Linked DNA regions of Homo sapiens: regions 1 and 3 are each linked to region 2. The links are chromatin loops, found by intact Hi-C in ENCODE. Cell type or tissue: MCF 10A. All regions are shown on one strand. Links, peaks and the distances in the headings refer to the core of each region. The heading gives the core; the rest is flanking DNA.

The links. A loop is a pair of places that touch in the nucleus more often than their neighbours do. Peaks named below come from ENCODE experiments on the same cell type or tissue, not always from the same donor. Only the 100,000 strongest peaks of a DNase experiment are listed, where the experiment ranks them.
Region 1: it touches region 2 in a loop (12-fold over the local background); 19 of 110 quality-filtered maps call a loop at or near these places.
Region 3: it touches region 2 in a loop (7-fold over the local background); 11 of 110 quality-filtered maps call a loop at or near these places.

Annotation. Positions count from the first base shown.
Region 1 is chr2:65,549,700-65,557,630 of GRCh38, forward strand. It overlaps the pseudogene VTRNA2-2P. Among named protein-coding and RNA genes, the nearest start is that of LINC03050, 49 kb to the right of the region's middle. In MCF 10A, for the core only: a CTCF peak has its summit at 3,751 (motif pointing left); a DNase peak (open chromatin) is centred at 3,722.
Region 2 is chr2:65,379,100-65,387,030 of GRCh38, forward strand. The region is part of intron 1 of SPRED2 (sprouty related EVH1 domain containing 2); the gene reads right to left. Among named protein-coding and RNA genes, the nearest start is that of SPRED2, 50 kb to the right of the region's middle. RefSeq lists enhancers at 3,900-4,029, 4,240-4,289. In MCF 10A, for the core only: no CTCF peak of the experiment used is centred there; a DNase peak (open chromatin) is centred at 3,952.
Region 3 is chr2:65,262,284-65,270,214 of GRCh38, forward strand. It overlaps ACTR2 (actin related protein 2), which reads left to right. Exons shown (of 9, transcript NM_005722.4): 8 at 2,760-2,892; 9 at 6,281-7,931. The coding sequence ends at 6,451. Among named protein-coding and RNA genes, the nearest start is that of ACTR2, 38 kb to the left of the region's middle. In MCF 10A, for the core only: a CTCF peak has its summit at 2,962 (motif pointing right); a DNase peak (open chromatin) is centred at 2,978.

The sequences.
Region 1 (7,931 bases), core at 910-5,909, 170 kb after region 2:
GAATAGAAAAACCTCAGAACACAGGACCCTGGCAGGAGGATTGGACAGTGGGATGACACAAAAGCTATAACCTAGTGATTCTCAGTGGGGGTGACGTTATCTCTGGGAATATCTGGCAATGGCTGCAGACACTTTCAATTATCATGGCTGAGCGCTCCTGGTATCCAGTGCAGAGAGGCCAGGGATACTGCTAAAGATCCTACAAGAGCCAGGACGGCCCCCACAATAAAGAATTACCTGTCCCCAGATGTTGACAGTGCCACTCTTGAGAAACCCTGTTATAAATGGGCCCCAATGCACCGCAATTACATGTACACATTCTCTTCCTCCTATGAACTGTCTTTTGTATTTTGCATGTAATGCTTACCAAACATTATGGGAGCATCATCTGCATGCCAGGTGCAGTACTGTGGGTAAGCGGGAGGTTAAAAAATGACTGAGACCAGTGAGGAAGACGCGCATCTACACAGCTCTCTCATCTAGTGCATTTAGATTCATGTCTCCCCTTTCCTAGGCGGAAAGCCTCCTGGTAGAAAGTGTATCCTTTAGACTCTCACAGCATCAGCCGCGATGCCTAATGGTAGCCTTTGTTCTCAGCAAATGCCTGTCATACATTCAGGAGTGGGGTCGGAAACAAGGCAAACTTCCCTGTAGGACCTGTACTATGGTTCAGTACGGGAGAGTTCACGTGGTCCTTGTGCTGTTTCTATTCCTCTTCTCATCCGGGTAGCCTCCCACTCCATAGGACAGACATTTCAGTAGCTGAGATGGACTCAAAGGTGACTAAGAGAGGCCGGAGCTCATCCTCTTGCACAGTAGTGATTATTCATGGCTGACCAGGAGATTTCTGAAGAAAAGCCTCCACATCTGGCCTCAGGAAGCCCTGCTCAGGAGGGCAATTCTTGCTTGAGGGTGTCCTGGCAAGGGAGCTTTGGAGCAGGAAAATCATCTGGTCATCAGAGTTCAATCATTCTTACCACCCTTGATGGCACTTTGAACCACACCAGCTCAGTGGACTGTGAAGGTTTGTTTCATAGAAGAATTTGGGGCCAGGCGCAGTGGCTCACGCCTGTAATCCCAGCACTTTGGGAGGCCGAGGCGGGCCGATCATGAGGTCAGGAGATTGAGACCATCCTGGCTAACACGGTGAAACCCCCTAAAAAATACAAAAAAAAAAAAAAATTAGCCTGGCGTGGCGGTGGGCGCCTGTACTCCCAGCTACTCGGGAGGCTGAGGCAGGAGAATGGCATGAACCCGGGAGGCAGAGCTTGCAGTGAGCCGAGATCGTGCTCCAGCCTGGGCAACAGAGCAAGACTCTGTCTCAAAAAAAAAAAAAAAAAAAAAAAGGAAATTTGGGCTGGAGGGTGATGGAAAAGCCAGAAGGTACGAACTCTACTCAAGGCATAAAATTTGAAGGCTGCCTGGGCCTGCCCTAACTCCACCCCAGCCCATTTATGGATATGTCCCCATTTCTGCTTCATTGGAACAAGAATGCCAGGACAGTTTCTTTGCTGATGGGCTTCTAGCATAATATATCTCTTTACTATCACAGATTTATATTCCTCATAGTCTACACCAAAGAGCCCAGGGTGGAGTGGAAGATGCTGCAGAGTTATTGCAAGGGGGTCTGTGACCCGTGCAACAAGCCCTGCCTGTAGAGCAAATATATCTTGCCTTACGCATGTACGTTCTACTATTTTTCAAATGCATATTTCACACTTCTATGTTCTACTGTTTTTCAAATATATATAAATACTACTGTGATTACAATAAAGGGATTGATTACAAAGTGTGGAATTCAGAGTGAATTGTCATTCCTCTGCTACTCTTGCCTCAAACCACAACCAATGTCAAATCAGTCGCCTAGCTTGCTTCCGATTTCTTCCTACTTCCACCTCTTCAGTCAAGAACCAGGCCTTGTCAGTTACTCCTTCACAGTCTCACATATGTGTCCTTTCTTCAGCCTTTGTCACCCAACGCTAGCCCTTATCACTCCTCCACTCACGGGGACCAGGGCTGCCCACGTGGTCCCGAGGCCTGAATCCAGAGCGTCCCTCCCACTGCCACCAAGTACATCTTCCTACTGGCCCACACAAGTCCTTGGTGTCAAAATATTTAGGGCTTCCAGTCTCCTTAACCTGATATCCCACCTGCTTTACAGTGTGGCATGAAGAACTATCTCTTGAACACAAAACAAGTCACCTTATCATTTACATTGTCTAATATTTAAAAAACAACTTTTAAAAACCAGTTTTGTGGCCAGGCATGGTGGCTCACGCCTGTAATCCCAGCACTTTGGGAGGCCGAGGCGCGTCATGAGGTCAGGAGTTTGAGACCAGCCTGGCCAACACATCGAAACCGCGTTTCTTCTAAAAATACAAAAATTAGCTGGGCATGGTGGCGGATGCCTGTAATCCCAGCTGCTAGGGAGGCTGAGGCAGGAGAATTGCTTGAACCCAGGAGGCAGATGTTGCAGTTAGCCAAGATTGCACCACTGAACTCCAGCTCCGGCAGCAGAGTGAGACTCTGTCTCAAAAAAAAAAAAAATCAGTTTTGTGTTCCATTAAAATACATTAAGTCGGGTGTGGTAGCATGTGTCTGTAATCCCAGCACTTTAGGAGGCTGAGGCAGGAGGATCCCTTGAGGCCAGGAGTTGGAGACCAGCCTGGACAACATAGCGAGACCCTGTCTCAAAAAAAAAAAAAAAATAGGACAGCAACTGAGACTTAATAAAAATGTCTTCCATGTATTTTTTCTAAAACCAGTTAATTTATATTTGTGGAATAATTTTGTGCTCACTAAACATGTACATACAACGCTATTATGGACTTCAATGAACAGAAAGCTTTTTCCATTGTTTCCAGATCACTCTTTCTCTCTCTTTTTTTTTTTTTTTTTTTTGAGACGGAGTCTGGCTCTGTAACCCAGGCTGGAGTGCAGTGGCGCCATCTCGGCTCACTGCAAGCTCCGCCTCCCGGGTTCACGCCATTCTCCTGCCTCAGCCTCCAGAGTAGCTGGGACTACAGGCTCCTGCCACCACGCCTGGCTAATTATTTTTGTATTTTTAGTAGAGACGGGGTTTCACTGTGTTAGCCAGGATGGTCTTAATCTCCTGACCTCATGATCTGCCCACCTCGGCCTCCCAAAGTGCTGGGATTACAGGTATGAGCCACCGCGCCCAGCCTCTCTCTTTTTTTTAAAGAACAGGTGTTCGCCAGGCACGGTGGCTCACGCCTGTAATCCCAGGACTTTGGGAGGCCAAGGCGGGCGGATCACGAGGTCAGGAGTTCGAAACCAGCCTGGCCAACATGGTGAAACCCCGTCTCTACTAAAAAAATGAAAATTAGCCGGGCGTGGTGGCATGTGTCTGTAATCCCAGCTACTCAGGAGGCTGAGGCAGGAGAATCACTTGAACCCGGGAGGCAGAGGTTGCAGTGAGCCAAGATCGCGCCACTGCACTCCAGCCTGGGCGACAGAGCGAGACTCTGTCTCAAAACAACAACAAAAAACAAACAAACAACAACAACAACAACAACAAAAACAGGTGTTCACCTCTTATTCCCTTGAAATAAGTTGTTGAAAAATCCTGTTGTTCTACACAGCCCTGCTCACCAAACAGTGTGAGAGCTGTGGGCTTGGTTTACCGCCCGCAGGTTCTGATCCCACGTCTTCTTTGCCCTGGTTGGAGAAGGGATGTGAGGAGCGGAGAAGCCGTGGCCCAAACAGGACCTGCTGGCTCCCTCTTGTGGAGAATAGGGAGAAAACATGCGGGAAGAAAAGGGGCTCTGTATATCGGCGAATACTATTTTACTGAAACAACCCCGGGAAATGTGATCTGAAAAATATGGTCTGAGACAGAGTTGTATTTTGCTGTGTATTGCAAAAGGGATTGGAAGTCACTGGGTGGGGGAGTATAAATTGAATAACTAGAATACGCAGAAGATTAAAAAAATTTTAGCCCATCATTTTGTTGTTGGCCCAGAGTAAACCTCTCTCCCAGGGCAATTCATAAGGAACAAACTGGCTTGGGGATCTCTTTTCCCCCCTCTTTCCCTTCTCGTGGTGGGAGGAGGAACAGAATTACCCAAAGGGGTGCCGCGGCTGAGGTGTATGTTCCTGGCAGGGATAAGGCACGGGCGCCTTGGCTCACCCAACAGTCCGGGCAGGCCTCCAGGGTCCTGCGTGTGGACACCAAATACCAAAAACCAACTGAATTGTATGCTTTAAAGTGATGGATTTTATGGTATGCAAATTACATCTCAATTTTAGAAAGGAAATATTTTATTGAGCCAGTTGTTAACTTGATTTAAAAATTGTATTCAGACACATGGTACAACACGTGGGCCTCATTTGTACTCTTGCCCCTGGGGTCCTGCAAATGTCACCAAGGAGTCTGCACATCGAGGTGTGAAATGGCAGTGGGTGCTTTGTCAACTCAGATTTTCAAGGAACCTGGAGCTTAGCAGTTGAGGTGGAGAGTGGTAGGAAATAAGGCTGGATCATAGACAAGGCCAGGTCCTGGAGGGCTTATGAACTGTGAGATGAACTCAGCCTTTATTGGAGGTGAGTGGGATGGACAGGTCTTAGTTGTAGGTTGGCAGTGAGGAATCTTTTTTTTTTTTGAGATGCAGTCTCACTCTGTCACCCAGGCTGGAGTGCAGTGGTGTGATTTTGGCTCACTGCAACTTCTGCCTCCCGGGTTCAAGTGATTCTTCTGCCTCACCCTCCTGAGTAGCTGGGACTACAGGTGCATGCCACCACAGCTGGCTAATTTTTGTAATTTTAGTAGAGTCGGGGTTTCACCATATTAAGCCAGGCTGGTCTTGAACTCCTGACCTCGTGATCTGCCCGCCTCGGCCTCCCAAAGTGCTGGGATTACAGATGTAAGCCACCACGCCTGGCTGATTTTGCATTTTCAAATAAACAGCCATACCTTTTTACTTTCCACTCTAGCAGCTGGTGGGGAGGACAGATCTGAGAGGGACCGTTCTGGAGTCATCGAGGGCAGTCGGCTGTTGCATTCATCTAGGAGAGAGGTGTGCCAGGCCTGAACCCTAAGGCAGTGACAGTAGAAATAAGGCAGAGGAGAGGGCAGGTCATGGAAATGCTTAGCCATAAACTCAGAGGCATGGGGATAGTGGTGGAGTGTGTGGAAGAGAAGGTGGGGGAAGAGTCAAAGGTGACTCATCATTGTGGGTAGTGGTGGCAAAAGTGGGCAGGCTTGGGGCATGTGGAGGGAGAGGACCTGCTGACTGAGAAAATGACCAGTGGGTGTTAGATAAGAAGAGGTCAAGCCCGGAGGCTGGGGTGTGGAGTCTTCATCATATCCTACTCAACCACAAGTTGGGTGAAGATGAACTCTCGTGGTGCTTGAGGGGAAGGATGAGGTTGGTCCCTTGGGAAACACCAGTGTCATCTAGAGCAAGAAGTGGGAGACCCAGCCTGCCGCAGAGTGTTCTAAGAAGGGCGTGGTCAGTGGACCAGATGCCATAAGACCATCAAGGAGAATCAGGAGGTACAAGCCCTGGATTTAGTGACAGTGATGATGATGAGTGCCTTTTGCCAGCTGGTACATTTCAGCGGGATGTTGCATGAAACAGCCGGGTCTCAGTGGGCAAGGAACAAGTGTGAGGCCAGGAAGTGGAGGCAGAGAGTGCAGTCGACTGCAAAGGGCATGACTCCGAGCAGCAGAAGGATGGGTTGAGGGAGGGCTTTTTTTTTTTTTTTTTTTTTTAAAGATCAGAAAGCACCTGCAGGATTCAAACCCCAGCACAGGGAGTTAGAGAGACAGAAAGTCTGGCATGAGGAAGTAACCACTTGAGCCAAAGCTGACCCAAGGGAGGGCTTCATCTAAGGGAGAAGAGGAGGTGGTTACATCATTGCGTTTTATTTATTTATTTGCTTTTTTTTTTTTTGAGACGGAGTCTTGCTCTGTTGCCCAGGCTGGAGTGTAGTGGCGTGATCTCAGCTCACTGCAACCTCTGCCTCCCTCCTCAGCCTCCCAAGTAGCTGGGATTAAAAGCATGCACCACCACGCCCAGCTAATTTTTGTAGTTTTAGTACAGACAGGGTTTCACCATGTTGGCCAGGCTGGTCTTGAACTCTTGACCTTAAGTGACCCACCTGCCTCGGCCCCCCAAAGTGCTGGGATTACAGGCGTGAGCCACCGTGCCAGGTCTTATTTGCTATTTTTAATAAAAATATTAATGTACGTGGTAAAAAAATCAAACACTACAGCAAATGTATAAAATGAAAAGTAAAATTCTGTACTTTTCAGACTCCCTCGTCTCTCCTTGTCCAAAGGTAACAGTTATGATCAATTTCTTATATATTCATCCAGAAAAAATTTTATACATATGGAATTCTCTTTAAAGATGAGAGAGATTTGGCTGACTTTAAATACTGATGGAAAAGAGCTATATAGAGAAAACGGTGAAGACAGACGGAAGGCTGATGGGAGAGAACTGGTAGCCAGCTCACTCCCGGGGGTGGGGAAGGAACCCAGGGGAGGGGAGAGAAGAGGCCTGGCTTGGTGGTGGAAATGCAGGTTTTTGCTGGGACTGGAGGGAAGGGCAGGGAGCAGGGATGGTGGAAGTGAGGTCAAAGTGTGCAAAACCATGATTTATGATGTCAGCGGTGGGGTGATTCAGGAAGATGGTGTAGGTGTGGCAGAGGCCATGAACATGGGTGGATGGAGTGGAGGTGAAAGTCATGGTGGTTGGGGATCGTTGAGCCCGGGATGTTGGATGAGTTCTTCACACGGATATTAAAATCTCTTAAGATGATGGTGGGTGCCAAAGTTCTCAATGGAGGTAAAGCATAGTCTGGAAAGAGGAATGTCAGAAGAGAAAAAGCCAAGGATGGAAGCTAACGTCCTGGAAGCAACTGGGAGCAGGAAGCAACTGGGAGCAGGAAGCATATCTTCTCTGTCTTCTTGCCTTGGGTCCTGGGCATGTGGGACAATAAGCAGCCTCTCCTTGCGGAAGCAGGAGGTGGATGGTGCATTTAGCAGAAAGGCTGAGAAGCAGAGGGGGTTGTCTTCACGGGAACAAGGTCTCCAGGGTGTTCCAGGTGGGGAAAGGGCCTTGGGGAAGTGGGGTGGCTATCAGTGGCCCAAGGAACCGGCTGGGGGAGGCAGCCAGCAGGAAGGAGAAAACGTGGGATGGGGTGGATAGGATGTGTGGGAGGACTATGGATGAAGTAATGGGCCTCAGTGCTCCCATCTTTGATGCCTATAGTTTTGGCAGCTGCTGAGCTCTCTCGGCCAGGTGGCATGACAGTCACCCCAGAGCCCATGGGTGGAAGCAGTTGTATCTGGTTTGAATAAGGGTTGGGTGTTGCCTTCGTTTGCTAGGGCTGCCAATAACAAGGTACCACAGACCGAGGGGCTTCAGCAGGAGAAATTTGTTGTCTCACAGTTCTGGAGCTCGGAGTCAAATCAAGGTGCTTGTCAGGTCGGTTCCTTTTGAGGACCATGAGGGACAGATCTGTTCCAGGCCTCTCTTCTTGGCTCATAGATGGCCATCTTCTTCTCTCTATGTCTCCTCTATCCTCCCCTCCCCTCCTTTTCCCTCTGCTTCTTTCCTCTCCTCCTCTTCTCTTTTATCTTCTTTTCTAGACAGAGTCTCACTCTGCCCCCCAGGCTGGAGTGCAGTGGTGCAATCATGGTTCACTGCACCCTCAACCTCCCTGGGCTCAGTTGATCCTCCCTCCTCAGCCTCCCTAGTAGGTGGGACTACAGGCACTTGTCACCATGCCAGGCTAATTTTTGTAATTTTTATAGAGATGCAGTTTTGCCATGTTGCCCAGGCTAGTCTCCAGCTCCCGGGCTCAAGCCTTGGCTTCCCACAGTGCTGGGATTACAGACATCAGCCACTGTGCCTGGGCCCTACTATGTCTTTTCATATCATTTCCCCTTTATATTAATACAT
Region 2 (7,931 bases), core at 985-5,984:
TAAAAACTAGGGACTTGGCAAACAGGTTAAAATGAGAAGCTGGACCTACTTTAAAGCCAGATGAGAAGTGACTTTTTACCAATATCAGGATTGCAGTGGATACACCAAGTGTTCCATTGAGTGTTCCCCCTCACCCACCTGAGCATTAAGTGCTAATGTGCATCTTGCTGAGAGCAGCTTATGTTAGCTACAGAAAAACTCCTGTTTTAAGAGGCTGAGGGGTCTTAAGCAGTGAAATTTGTCATAGCTGCTGAGTACTGGGGCCCTAACAGCTGGTCTTATTCAAGCAAAGAGGAAGGAGAATTCTCTTAGGAGGGCAAGCCTCTCCTCACAAAGAGACTGGGGCCATTTTCCTGTGGCAGGTGGCATACTCTGACGAGCAACGATGAGCCTCTGCCTACTTTCTTGTGGCAAAAAGATAGATTCTGGTGTCATTCTCAGAGCCTGGGAGAGGTGGAACACTTGCTCTGTTGAGTCCCCTCATCTGTGTAACTCCTATGACCTTCCCTCCTATGACAACCCTGAAGTGTAATCATGTTTCCATTTTATAGATGAGCGTAATGAGGCTCATGAAACCTTAGTTACTATGCTTGAGTCGACACTGCAATAGAGAGCAGGGCTGGAATCTGACCCAGCCAAACTCCAAGGCACTACACTTTCTCCACAGCAAAGTCCTCTAAGAGATACTTTAGGATAGAATGAACATGGCACCTCTCATTTCCACCTGTAGGAAATAATACAAAGGTTGCTTGGTCACACATCCTCCTAGATGAACCTATTAGTCATCATGAGCCTTGAACTTTGCTTTATCGTGTTCCATGGGGACATGCATTCTTCCTCCACCCACCCCAGCTGGGTGTTGCTTTCCAGCTGCCCTGGCTGCTCTGTCCGTGGCACTATACAAGGAGGTTGAGTGCTTCTTACACACCCAACTCTAAAGTCCTTGCTGAGGATACCAACCTGAGGGTCCTTCCCTTGACCTGCACTCACATATTCAGGTTTGAATTCTGTATATCATAAGGTATAGAGAAACCTGGTGTGCAAGTCAACCTAAGTCAAAAGTCACGTTTTGGACTCTACTCCTTGGATGCAGAGAACCTTCTCTGTTACTGGTCCCATTTGTAGCTATGCAAGCCCCAAAGACAAGGTCGACTCAGGTGCCAGTATCACTTAATACCGTAGGTGTAAATAAGACTAATTTTTTCTCTCTAGACTCAACCTTATAGATCTTAGTCAAGGCTGCGTACTCATCCCCAAACCCCTGTCATTAAAGCTTTTGCCCCAGGAGACTCTACTGGCGTTCCAGAGACGCTGTCAGAAGTCAAAAGCTGTCTGGAACCTTTCTTATGGAACTGCCTTCGAGGCTAGTCAATCATGAATGAGTCAGCCATTAAAAAAAATTCCATCCTTACTGTTAGTTAAACACCATTTTTAAAATTTCAGTGGCTCAAAGCTTGTTCTGGACTTATTTACCAAACTTAGCTCTAATAAACTTAAAAATCTACCTTTACAAGATAAATACTTACTAGTGCCAAGTATGGCCCCCACTTTCTCTCTTTTTTTCTTCTGAAAAGAGTTCCACAAAGGCTTCTGAAAATGTTTCCAGTAAATGGCTGTGAGATCAAGTTGAGAGAGGAGTCTCCTGAGGTGAGGTCATGGCTTTGAAAGATATAACATTCAAATACAGACGTATGTGTTCAGATGCAAAGGTACATGCTCTGAAGTGTTTGCCTTAAAACAACAAAAAATTCAAGCCACGATTATATCTTCTATTACATGTTATATAGATTATGCTCCATCAAAGAGCATTAAATGGCATTAATGATATTAATGACATTGACATGCCAAGTACACTTTGCCTTTATGTGTCCTCTTTAATTCTCATTGCAGTTCTCTGAGGAAGGCGCTCTTAGGATCCCCATTTTAGAACTGGGGAAACTGCTGCCCAGAGAAGGAGTAGCCCAACCTATGAAGCCATTGAGAGGTCAAACCAAATAGGCAGCCTGACTCCAGACACATGGCTCTTTCTTACCCCTTTGCTCATTTCCAAACCTCACCAAGTTAGCCCAGCAAAGCTCAGAGGCGCTCAGTGCTCCTCAACTCGTAGCTCAGCTGGTTTGGCAACCCAGAATTTAACCCTCCCTTGGTGTTGTGTCCCAGCCTGCACCAGCAGATGTCTTGATAATAGACAAATGCTCATGCAGAATGGAACGGTAACATACATGGGCTGGTCTAGGCAGTGCAGAATGACACCTTAACAGTTAAACACTCGGCAGCTCTAAAGCAGCATGGCCCAAGTTGTGTTCCCTGCCCACCAATTTCTAGCTTGGTCAACTTATTTCATCTCTCTAACCTGCAGTTTCTCTATCTGCAAAACAGGGAAACAAGAGTATCTCCTCTGGGGCATCTTGGGGTTTGTTATGCTAGTTAGCTGCACATAGCAAAAGGCACTTTGCATAGTACCTTCATACAGCAAGCCCTTAATACATGTTGACACCTATGGCAATTATTCCAGCAAAGGTTCAGTACATGACAGACAGCAGGGTGGGCAAAATGTGGCAAAAGCAGGGAGGTGCCTCGGTGCAGGGCCGCTCCACTGGCTGATGACAGAAGCCCTCAGCCCCGGTCCCTGAGCAGAGAGATCTCACCGTGTAATATCCTCTAGCAAATGGGAACTGTGCAATTCAACAGGTTCTGCCTGGACCTCTGAAGTCAACATGAGACTCCTCCTTGCAACAGGGAATTACTTGGGGGCTTTCAGACACCAGTGGAATTCCCCCCACCACACACACCTTTTTCCTAAAATGCCAGCTTGACATTAGGAGGTTGGTTGTGGGTCTGCACTTCTGTACTTCTCAAAGCAGGAGTTTCCTTGGTTTCACATCCACCTTGTGTTTTCCCAATATATGTCTGCGCTTGAGTAACCACTCCAAAGGGAGAAGGGAGGGGGAACTGGTCTAAAAGAGTGGCTTCCCAGTCTTTGCTGGGTGGTTTCTGAGATGGTCCTGCAGAGGAAGGGTTAAAAGGCAGCTACTGGAGCAGCCTGACCTGTGGGCAAAAGAACAATTTAAACAAGAAAATAAAATAAAACAATAGCCCCTCTGGACACCATCACCTCCACAGGTCCCATGTGGGACAGAAGGGAAGAGTTCTGCATTTAAAAAAAGATTTCCAGGAAGAAGGCTGGTCCAGGAAGAAGGCTACGAAGAAGAAGAAGAAAAAAAAGCCAGGGGGGGTGCTTTGGAAAGGATTTTTAGAAATTCTTGCTGCTGCTTATTAAATTATTAACTTTTTGCCTGGAAGCAGGCTGTCCCACACACTACCCTAGGCAGTCTAGGGTTAGGGCTGGGTAACCCCCCCTCAGCCAGACCACTAAGGAGAGGAGCCTCTGGGAATGTACTGGTTTCAAAGCCACAACTGGCAGCTGAACTCACAGCACAGACTAGCGGTACTGTCCCATAGAAATGGAAACTGAGCCACATACACAGTTTAAAATTTTCTAGTAGTCACATTTAAAGAGTAATTAAAAAGCAGGTGTCATTAATTATAACATAGTTGACACAAACCAAGATATCTAAAATATTTGTTTCCACAGTAACCAAAATAAAATAATCATTAATGAGATACTTCACATTCTTTTTTTTCTTTTTGTAATAAGGCTTCAAAATCCAATGTGTATTTTGCACTTTTAGTCAGTTCGTACAAGCCTCATTTCCAGGTTCAACAGCCCAGGTGGCAAGGACTACATACTTGACAGTGTGGGTCTAGAAGCCACGGTGTGGCGCAGTAATTCTCAGTGGAGTCACCTGGATCTCTAAGGGGGAGGGGTGCTGCCTTGCGGTGGTGTGTTTGAAAAATGTGGCATCCCAGCCCCACCTCGGAAGGCCTCAGTAAAAGGCAGCTGGCCTTTCTCCAAGTTCCGCTGCGGCACAAGCCGCCACCCACGCAGCCCGGTCACCACCGCCTCTCTGCAAGAGTCATACAAGAAGGCTTACGTTTTAAAAATACCACCGGCATGCTAGCTTGGCGTCTGTAAGCACAAAAAGTAGGAGAGCAAGGAAGGGCTCCAGAGGCAGGTGGACCGGGCCGATGAGTAAAGCGCCCACGCCTGCTTAACCATACTTGTCTATCAGGTCTGAACTCGGCCCAAGCTTCAACAGAGCTTTTCCCTCTTGCTCTGTGCTGTCATGAGCACCAAGTTCACTCTAGTTCCCTTGTCTGTGAGGCCGGGGCCCTGTTTCTAGTTGGAAGATGCTGTAAGAACAAGTGATGGTCCAATGAGGGGTATTTTGAGCTCTTCAAAGGAGCAGAATTTCTTTAGCTAATATCCCCTGTGGTATTCAACAGGGAATTTAAAATATCCTCAGATAGGGCCCTCTTCAGCTATTACTTTATGTCCTTAGAACTCTGGCCAGAAAGAAGCTACCTTTCACATGGAGGAGGGAGGCTGAGTGCCCATCAAAACCCACCAAAGGCCGCTCCCCACCGTTACGTGGGTTCCCTATGTTCTGAGATAAGGCTTTCTGGTTTGGCCCTACTTGCTGTGGTGCCTAATCGAAATCTCCCTAAGGAGAAGTCTGACACACGAGTATGGAAAAGTTCTCTTATCATTTGGAGAATATAATTTAGGGCTGGGTAGATAAACATGTACAGGAAATACTTCTATAGAGGTCTTGATCCTCTGAAGATTAATAACCCATGGAACTGGAGCCCAGCCTCAAACTCAGAGGAAATAGGCAAGTTATAAAAACAGGAAGAACGGGAAGTTTATTTTTGGATGAATATTTGTTCTAGTGAAGCTCTCGATACTGACAAAAACCTTGATCTGCAGGTCATTTGCTGTAGCTGAGCAGCTGCAGTGCATGTTTCTACAAGCTGTCCCACCAGAGATTTCCGGGTCTTTCTGGAAAGAGCCTTGCCCCACTCCTGCAAAACATCTGCCTCGCTGCCACTGGCTGAGGGACTTCTTTCTCCTGCATTCTTGATGTGCAGGATCTGCTCAGCTAGAAGCCTCAGCCACCTGCAACGGCCGCTCTCGGCCTCCTTCCCAGTGCCCAGAGCCGGCCTATCTCCACCAGGTGTGGGAACTGCAGCTCTCGGTGTCTATCCCAGCGTGGTGTTATCAGCCTCCCTCGGTGGACTGCTGGCCTCCCTGGTCTCACAGCCTCCAGTGCCCCTTTCTCCCAACCCTGTCAGCATACTTTCCATGGCTCCCTACTGCTTATGGAATAAAGTCAGATGTTCCCAAGCTTGACGGGCAAAGCTCTTCACAATCCAGCCAAATCTACTTTTACAGTCCCATCTCCATAGGCAGGACCAGCTGCATGATTTGCAGGGCCTGGTACAAAATGAAAATAATTTGTTATTTATTAACTAAATAATAATTAGTTCAAAACTTAGTAAGAATTTCAAGGCAGCAACAGCAGAGCATTAAACCAAGTGTGGGGCCCTTCTGAGAGCAAGCCGGTGTGGTAGCATAGGGTGCAGGCCCGTGAGGCCAGCCCCTTCCCCACACCTCCCTTAGACCGACCCCAGAAGGCAGATGCTACCCCCACGGAGAAAAGCCCTCCTTACCTCTTCCTCACTCCAGTGAAACTCATCCTTTCCCTCAAGGAAGACTTCAAGACAAGAAGATCGGTTTCCACCCTGTCAGGTCCCCATTCAGAGGCACTCTCTGGCCTTGATTTACAGTATGCTTATTCATTTGCCTGTCTCTCATGCACACCTCGATTCACCAAGAGTTCCAGGCTCCTTGTTCATTGCCTGTTCATTTCTGTGCCCTCCTCTCCACCTGTTCAGAACAAAACTTGACACACAGTAGATCTGCTATAAATTTCTATGGTATGTTCACTAGAAATTTTGCTTTCCACTTCTTCTTTTTTTTTTTTTTTGAGACGGACTCTTGCTCTGTCACCCAGGCTGGAGTGCAGTGGCGCCATCTCGGCTCACTGCAACCTCTGCCTCCCAGGTTCAAGCAATTCTCCTGTCTCAGCCTCCCTGAGTAGCTGGGACTACAGGCGCACCACCACACCTGGCTAATTTTTGTATTTTTAGTAGAGATGGGGTTTCACCATGTTTGCCAGGCTGGTCTCAAACTCCTGACCTCAGGTGATCCGCCTGCCTTGGCCTCCCAAAATGCTGTCATTGCAGGTGTGAGCCACCACGCCCGGCCTGCTTTCCACTTCTAATGAATACTTACAAAGCCTCTTATGACCTTGCTGACTGATTAAAGGAAAAATTAAAAATTTCCTAAGATTTCCCCTTTACATAAGAGGAGATGCCCACGCCCTCTGGGGAGTTGGAGGGCGTCTGAACAGGAACTTCCATTAACCGCCATTGTGAACTGGGCTACCCAGACACAAAGGCTGCCCATGTTGTCTTTGGCAGTTGCTTCACAGGTAACCATGCCAGTGCTGCAGTGGAGGGGAGGCGTGGCAGAGGGATGGGAGTTAGGAGAGTCAGCATGACCCTCTTTCACCTTCCTGGTCTGATACAGCGGTGGGGAGAAACCAGAGAGGAAGAAGGTCATCTGATGTTTGATTCCCTACCCACTGCCACCAAGAAGTGGAAGGAGAAGGGCAAGAACCTAGGATTTTCATACCTAGAAACTTTAAATGAGCTCTCATTTCTTTGGAAATGATGACCTTTTCAGGGAAAATGCTTATGGGCTCTTGAGTTCCTTTAGAGCAAAGCGGCAGAAGAGACAGATGATGATCCCCACTCCCCTAATAAATGCAGACCTGCGTTAGTGTTTTTCAAGAGGAAGAAAAACACTGGACATCCCAAATAGCTTCCTAAATGTTCAGGTAAAGTTGATTTTTCCAGCAATTGTTAACTGATCATGCCCATGGGAGATGGTGAGGCAAAGAAGGGGGATGATATTGTATCAGAAAGCACAGGACTGGTCGGGTGCGGTGGCTCACGCCTGTAATCCCAGCACTTTGGGAAGCGGGGGCGGGAGGATCGCCTGAGGTCAGGAGTTTGAGACCAGCCTGGCCAACAGGGTGAAACCTCATCTCTACTAAAGATACAAAAATTAGCTGGGCGTGGTAGCGGGTGCCTATAATCCTAGCTACTCGGGAGGCTGAGGCAGGAGAATCGCTTGAACCCGGGAGATGGAGGTTGCAGGGAGCCGAGATCGCGCCATTGCACTCCAGCCTGGGCGACAAGAGTGAGACTCTGTCTCAAAAAAAAAAAAAAAAAAAGAAAGCACTGGTATCAGAAGGTCTTCACTAGATTTAATCAAGGGACCTTCTTACCCCAGCAGGGCATTCAGCAACCACAATAGTAGTAGCAGCAGCTAACAATTATGGAGACAAGTATTCACTAGGTAAGGGCCAGGTCACGTCCTCTCTATCGTACCTCTCATGGCATTGGTACCATCTGTACTCTTTTTGTTTACATGCTTCTATGCATATTGTGTATCTCCCCCTTAAGAATGTAAGGTCACTTCTGATTATGCAACACCCAGAACAGTGCTGCAAACTTAGTAAGCTCATAATGCAATCATGAATTTGACAAATATACATCATCTTCATCCTTACAGTATGGCTTCCATTTTTATAGAGGAAGAGAGATCAAGTAAAGCTCGGACTATCTATATAAGGAAGGAAATTTCAGGTTTGGGCTCTTCAGCTGTCATTCTGTATATTCAGAGCACTCTGTGTTTCAGAAGTCTTGGGCATAAAAGCATCTTTTAAAAATAACGTCTACTTTTGTAACAAACCTGCACGTTGTGCACATGTACCCTAAAACTTAAAGTATAATTTAAAAAAACAACAAAACAAAAAATAAGAATGTCTGCTTTAGAGACCCAGCTTTCCCACCATACTTCACCTAGAACTCACACGGATGAACAGTTTTCTACATATGGCTAAGAGCTTTTTTTTTTTTTTTAAGTTGAACCTGGTTCTAATGTTATAGAAAAACAC
Region 3 (7,931 bases), core at 910-5,909, 120 kb before region 2:
TAGTGGTGCAATCTTGGCTCACTGCAACCTCTGCCTCCCGTTTTCAAGCGATTCTCCTGCCTCAGCCTCCCAAGTAGCTGAGATTACAGGCATGTACCACCATGCCCAGAATTTTTTTTTTTTTTTTTGTATTTTTTAGTAGAGATGGGGTTTTGCCGTATTGACCAGGCTGGTCTCGAACTCCTGGCCTCAAGTGATCCACCCCACCTCAGCCTACCAAAGTGCTGAGAGAAACTTCTTAGTTTGATGTAAATGCATGTATATTTTTGTTAGATATTGCCAAATTTCCCTCTCTGGCAATTGTATCGTTTATCCTTTTCCACCGATCTGATGAGTGAGAAATTATTTCAGTGTAATTTTACTTTTTATTTCTGTCATTAAGAGTGAAGTCAAACCAGGGGTGGTGGCTTCTGGCTGTAATCGCAGCACTTTGGAGGCTGAGGTGGGAGGTTTGCTTAAGCCTAGGAGTTTAAGACCAGCCTGGGCAACATATGGAGATCCTGTCTTTACATAAATTTTTTTCAAAAAGATTAGCCAGGTATGGTGGTGGTGTACTCCTGTAGTCCTAGCTACTCAGAAGGCTGAAGTGGGAGGATTGCTTGAGCTTGAGAGGTAGAGGCTGCAGTGAGCCATGATTGTGTCACTGCACTCCAGCCTGGGTGACAGAGTGAGACCCTGTCTCTCCCCACCGCCACAAAAGAAAGTTCCTAAAAAAAAAACATATATATATATATAAAACATATTTTTATATGTTTAAGGGACTTGTTTGTTTGTTTGAGATAGAGTCTCGCTCTGTCGCCAGGCTGGAGTGCAGTGGTGCAGTCTCGGCTCACTGCAACCTGGGTGGAGTGATTCTCCTGCCTCAGCCTCCCAAGTAGCTGGAATTGCAGACGTGAGCCACCACGCCCAGCCTTAAGGGACATTTTAAATTTTTTTTTTTGGCAAATTGTTAATGGCTTTTTGTAGATTTTGGAGTTTTGGGTTTTTTTTTTTTTCAGTTTTGAAAAGTTTTCTTTTAGCTTTCTGATATCTTTCACAGATACTCTCTCTGTTTGCCATTTGTCTATTGCTCTTAGTGTTTTGGCCATGCAAAAGTTTGTTTTTATTTAGTCATATAAAAAGATTTATAGTCTTATTACATCTAGAGCTTGAGTCATAGTTAGAAATCCCTTCTCTACACTCAGGTTATAGAGGAATTCACCCAGAAGCATTTTGTACAGCAAGCATTTATTTGTGTAACCCTGAGTTAAATAGCCACCTAATTAATTTTGATGGGATGGCTTTGGAGCCAGGATAGTAATAGAAATTAATAAAAATAGCAATTGACTCATAACAAGCTATAAACCTGGTAGAAGATGATCAGAAATCGAATCTAGCCTTCATAATTATGGTAAATTCTCATGATAGGGATTAGGGAGATGATTTTGTTCTTTGATGTTCATTCACAGCAAAATTGTATTTAAAAGTACATGCCAGCTGGGCGCGGTGGCTCACGCCTGTAATCCCAGCACTTTGGGAGGCTGAGGCCGGTGAATCACGAGGCCGGCGAATCACGAGGTCAGGAGTTCAAGACCAGTCTGGCCAAAATGGTGAAACCCCGTCTCTACTAAAAATACAAAAAATTAGCTGGGTGTGGTGACGGGTGCCTGTAATCCCAGCTACTCGGGAGGCTGAGGCAGGAGAATGGCGTGAACCTGGGAGGCGGAGGTTGCAGTGAGCCGAGATCGCACCACTGCTCTCCAGCCTGGGTGACAGAGTGAGACTCTGTATTAAAAAATAAAAAAAGAAAAGTACATGCCTGTTGCTGATTAGAGCTTCGACGTACCTAAAGTGCGGAGTCAGATTCAGTACCTTCTCCACAGAGTTTGCATTGCAAAGTGGAACAACTCAAATTTTGTTTTGTGTGTTCTGCATGTTGAAAATGTACATGTAAATGCTTGTGAGTACTTATCACATGAATCTGTATTTCAACTGCTTAGTTTATGCGACATTCACTGGGCTTGCTATGGCAATTAAATACAAAAGCAATGCTTTGTTAGAGTTGCAGTAGCTTTAGCCATTGAGAACCTGGAAGCCAGGTTGAAAAAGGCCAAAATGGGTGCAAATCAGCTCCCAAACTTTACTGTGAGAATTATTCCTCAGACCCTCGCTCAGATTCTGTTACTTTTACTACATATGCAGTCTTTTTAGATTGGATTTTCTGATCTCATAGATATCAGAATAGAGGGTACTGCTGTCAGTAGATAGCAGGGTACTGTATCAGAAAAGAGGGTACTGCTATAAGAAGCATACACATCAGTCTAGCCAAAAATAACAGCAGACAGCCTCTAAGCAAAGGAACAAAAAAGAAAACTACAAAAGATAAATGAAAAATTAAAAAGCAGGAATTCTGGATTAAAGTAGAATAGGGCTAATTATAGTAAACAACCACATCTTAGTGGCTTTAGGGAAGCATGTGATAAAATAGTTTGTAATGTAAATCTTGGTCATTATTAGAAGTCTCAGTTATATTCACAAAAAAGTGTATTATATACTTTTAGAAGTATTTTATTTTCATCAAAATTATGAAAAGATTTTATATGTAAAGAGGGGTCGTTACTTCACAGTAGTAATAACAGCAAATATTCAGCCCTGTGATTTACATGTGGAATTTTATTTAATTCTCCCAGCAACCCCGAGGCTGACATAAGTAACAGTAACCCTGAGATACCATTTTCCTAACCTAAAACTCCAAATGAATAACCATTGTGCCTTTCTAGATCTGAATTCTACAAACACATTGTGCTTTCTGGAGGGTCTACTATGTATCCTGGCCTGCCATCACGGTTGGAACGAGAACTTAAACAGCTTTACTTAGAACGAGTTTTGAAGGGTGATGTGGAAAAACTTTCTGTAAGTATTAGTAAATCAACTATTACTAACATTCTTTTAAAAGGCTATACAGTAGTTTGTGAATCTTGACAACCACCAGAGGGAGCAAGACGTCTTCCAAAACAAATTCCTACTGCAGTCAAGTGCATCCTGGAAATGATAGCAAGAAGGAAATAGTTCAAGATAAGCTCTGGTCACCTCTATAGAGTTGGTGGATGGAGGCAGTGAGGTCAGGGCCAAAAGTTCTGGTTCATCTGTAACAACCAGCACGGACTCTGAGGCACCTGTATATGCATGAGAAGAACCTGCTGTACTATAGGGAAATAAATGCCCCACTTGAGTTTTGTTCTTTTTTTAAACTTATTTTTTGGATATGCAATCAGCCTTCAGCACTTCTCTTGGGCTATCTCATATTTCTGACTTTATTTGTTGCATATGTTGTCTTCTCAGTCAGATTGAAAAACATCATGTCTCAAAATTTTTTGCATTCCGGTGACTGTCATAACTCTTGAAACAGACTTTAATTGGTTGTTGTTGGTATGTACAGTAGAAAGAAATTTTTAAACTAGAAATAGTTGATGTTTCTTTGGCATAGGTTTTTGTGTTTTTTCCACCAGACTCTGGACTATGTGAAGTATACAGTATGTGCTGTATACTTAACCAAGAGTTATCTAATCCTGAGTTAATCTCTGAGCTTTGTCTCACTGACTTTGATCAACTGTTTTAGATAATGAGATTATGTATTACAGAGTACTGTATGTTACATCTTTCATATATGACTCATTGTTGAAATTAAATTGAGTATGGGCTCACATACATTAAACAGATTAACAGACTGGAAAGGAGCCATACTGTCTAAGTACTTCACTTATTTTTCTGATTTTATTGAGTTTTACATATAATTTATAATTAATCTCAGGTGATCATTTATTCAGCAAACATTTCTTGAACTCCTGGGTGCCAGACATAGGTCTAGGTGCCGGGGACAAACAAAACAATGAAAACAGAATCCCTGCTTTTAGTCTAAATAATGTATTAGTGGTAATAAGTGATATGAAGAAAAGTAAGGTGAAGAGCTGGAAAATGTTAGTGGTTGGGGAGGTAGTGTGCTCCTTCATAAACTGTGATCAGGAAAGGCCTTTTGGATGAAGTGACTTTTGATCAGAGACCTAAGTTGAGCGTGAGAGGAGTGAGCCTTGTGACTGTCTGGGGGAAGAATCTTCCAGGCAGGAAAAATGCAAAAGCCCCAGGTTGGTGGGAGTGTGCCAGTGTGGCTGGAGCAGAGTGAGCAAGGGAGGGGGGCAGGTGGGATATGAGGTCAGAAGGGTAGCAGGAGGGCAGGTCTTGTTCAGCCATGGTAAAGGGTTTGGCTTGACTCCTGGTGAAATGGAAAGTCTTGGGTGTGGGGGCGGTTTAAGCAGAGAAATGATAGGATCTGATGTATATTTTTAAAGGATCATTAAGTCTGGTGTGGTGAATAGACTCTTGGGGGAAGAGGGAACAAAGGTGGGCATAGAGAGACCAGTTAGGAGGCACTGAGAGGAGGGGAGGGATGGTAGAGTTTTAGAATAGAGGAGGAGGTTGAAATGGTTGTTTTGGAGAATGGAAGCGAGAATAGAGAAATGTAATAGGATTGCCATGCAGCAGGAAGGGCTCAGTTGAGGTTAGTGATACATTATAGCAAGATGTTTTGTTTCTTTCCTATCTTGTTCAGCTGCTTGACAGCAGGTGCAATTTGTCTGTAGGAATCTGTAGATGAGTTCAGCAAGGAGGGAGTGGTAGATGGAATGATCTGATAGAATGAGTTTCAGTGGGGCTATGGAGTTTTAGGGATGAGCGAGATAGAAGCAGCAATGAAGAGCAATAACTCATATTACCAAACCTCCAGGGTTAAGGTAGTGTGTGAGAGAGAAACAGTAAAGCAGTTGAGGTATTTACAGAAGCAGTGTCTTCAGGGGCTAGCTAAGTTTCCCTTAGAGTAGAGGTGGTCATCTATAGCCCTTATGCCAAAACTGGTTTGTTTGTTTTTTTTAAGTTTTATTGGAACACAGCCAAGCCCATTTGTTTACATAATGTTACCTGTTGTCACATATTGTCTGTGGGCACCTTCTAGCTACATGTGGGGTTGGGTACTTGTCACGCCTACAAAGCCTCAAGTATCTGGCCCTTCACAAAAAAAGTTTGCTGACCCCTATGTAAGAGCAAGAAAGTAAAAGGAACAATTAAAACAGTCTCAGAATTGGTAAATAAACTGATGTTTTTCTTTATCTTGGATTGTTAGAACCCTTACAGTTCATTTATGTGACATAAATATACAAATGATTTAGAATGACATAGTTACATTGGGTCTTTTTTGCAGATCGTGATACTGTAAATGAAAAACTTGCTATGTCATTTTAAGGTTTCTCTTTCAGGTGTTGACCAACCATAAAGATAAGGATGTGTCCTTCCTAGACACTTAATAGTAGCTACAGAGTATAAAACTTTTCCCAATTGCCTTTAATTTTGGTTACTGTGTTCATTTTCTCATAACATCCTGATGATTTGTTTTGACCATATTTGGCCTTGTTTATTTTAAGAACATTTCATTTGATTTTGAGACAATAGAAAGTAAGCTTTGCTTAAAAGAAAAGAACTTCAGTTTTACTCTATTGCCCTGGACTAGAATCATAACAGTATGAGACCTTGAAGAAGTCATGCAAGTCCTCTTTTTTTTTTTTTTTTTTTTTTTTTTTTGAGATTGAGTCTCTGGGCTCACTGCAAGCTCCACCTCCCAGGTTTACGTCATTCTCCTGCCTCAGCCTCCCGAGTAGCTGGGACTACAGGCACCCACTACCATGCCCGGCTAATTTTTTTGTATTTTTAGTAGAGACGGGGTTTCACTGTGTTAGCCAGGATGGTCTCGATCTCCTGACCTCGTGATCCGCCCGCCTTGGCCTCCCAAAGTGCTGGGATTACACTTGAGCCACCACACCCAGCCATGCAAGTCCTCTTATCCAGACTTTGCTTGACAGCAAAGTGACTTTCCCAAGTGGTCATCTGCCATTGGATGGGAAATTTGCTCTAATTATGTCTTGGATGTTTGGTCTCTCAGTAGGGTGTTAAGTCATGTAATTTACTGATCAAATTAGGACACTCAAGAATGGAAAGGGTGGTATTAATAATGATGGGACACCACGTGTAAATCAGGACTGTTCCAAGCATGCTGGGATGGATGTGTGGTCTCCTAAACATGAGCTTTGGGCAAATTACTAAATGTTTCTGTACCTCAGGTACCAAATATTACGTTCTACTTATATTACAGGACTGTTGCAAGTTTGAGGGAGAGCATATATTTAAAAAGCCATTTTCATAAAGCAGAAAGCACTGTGCACATGTACCATTTCATTATCCTTTCTTTCTCCTTTAGAAATTTAAGATCCGCATTGAAGACCCACCCCGCAGAAAGCACATGGTATTCCTGGGTGGTGCAGTTCTAGCGGATATCATGAAAGACAAAGACAACTTTTGGATGACCCGACAAGAGTACCAAGAAAAGGGTGTCCGTGTGCTAGAGAAACTTGGTGTGACTGTTCGATAAACTCCAAAGCTTGTTCCCGTCATACCCGTAATGCTTTCTTTTTTCCTTTATTGCCAATCTTTGAACTCATTCAACTCCAGGACATGGAAGAGGCCTCTCTCTGCCCTTTGACTGGAAAGGTCAAGTTTTATTCTGGTGTCTTGGGGAAGCTTTGTTAAATTTTTGTTAATGTGGGTAAATCTGAGTTTAATTCAACTGCTTCCCTACATAGACTAGAGGGCTAAGGATTCTGTCTGCTGCTTTGTTTCTTCTAAGTAGGCATTTAGATCATTCCTATAGGCTTCCTATTTTCACTTTACTGCTCTAATGCTGCTAGTCGTAGTCTTTAGCACACTAGGTGGTATGCCTTTATTAGCATAAAACAAAAAAAACTTTAACAGGAGCTTTTACATATTACTGGGATGGGGGGTGGTTCGGGATGGGTGGGCAGCTGCTGAACCCTTTAGGGCATTTCCTCTGTAATGTGGCGCTTTCAACTGTACTGCTGCAGCTTTAAGTACCTTAAAGCTTCTCCTGTGAACTTCTTAGGGAAATGTTAGGTTCAGAACTAAAGTGTTTTGGGTGGGTTTTGTTGCGGGGGGGAGGGTAACAATGGGTGGTCTTCTGATTTTTATTTTTGAGGTTTTGTCAACTGGAGTACGTAGAGGAACTTTATTTACAGTACTTTGATTTGGCAGGTTTTCTTCTACTTGTGCTCTGCCTGGAGCTGTTTCCATATGATATAAAAAGCAAGTGTAGTATTCCATTACTATGTGGCTTAGGGATTTATTTGTTTTTTAAAATCAACCATGTTAGCTGGGATTAGACTCCCTACAGTCCTTCAATGGAAAAGTAACATTTAAAAATCCTTTGGGTAATTCGAATTACAGATTTAAAAGAGCTTAAGATCTGGTGTTTTGTTAATGCTTCTGTTTATTCCAGAAGCATTAAGGTAACCCATTGCCAAGTATCATTCTTGCAAATTATTCTTTTATATAACTGACCAGTGCTTAATAAAACAAGCAGGTACTTACAAATAATTACTGGCAGTAGGTTATAATTGGTGGTTTAAAAATAACATTGGAATACAGGACTTGTTGCCAATTGGGTAATTTTCATTAGTTGTTTTGTTTGTTTTGATTTGAAACCTGGAAATACAGTAAAATTTGACTGTTTAAAATGTTGGCCAAAAAAATCAAGATTTAATTTTTTTATTTGTACTGAAAAACTAATCATAACTGTTAATTCTCAGCCATCTTTGAAGCTTGAAAGAAGAGTCTTTGGTATTTTGTAAACGTTAGCAGACTTTCCTGCCAGTGTCAGAAAATCCTATTTATGAATCCTGTCGGTATTCCTTGGTATCTGAAAAAAATACCAAATAGTACCATACATGAGTTATTTCTAAGTTTGAAAAATAAAAAGAAATTGCATCACACTAATTACAAAATACAAGTTCTGGAAAAAATATTTTTCTTCATTTTAAAACTTTTTTTTAACTAAT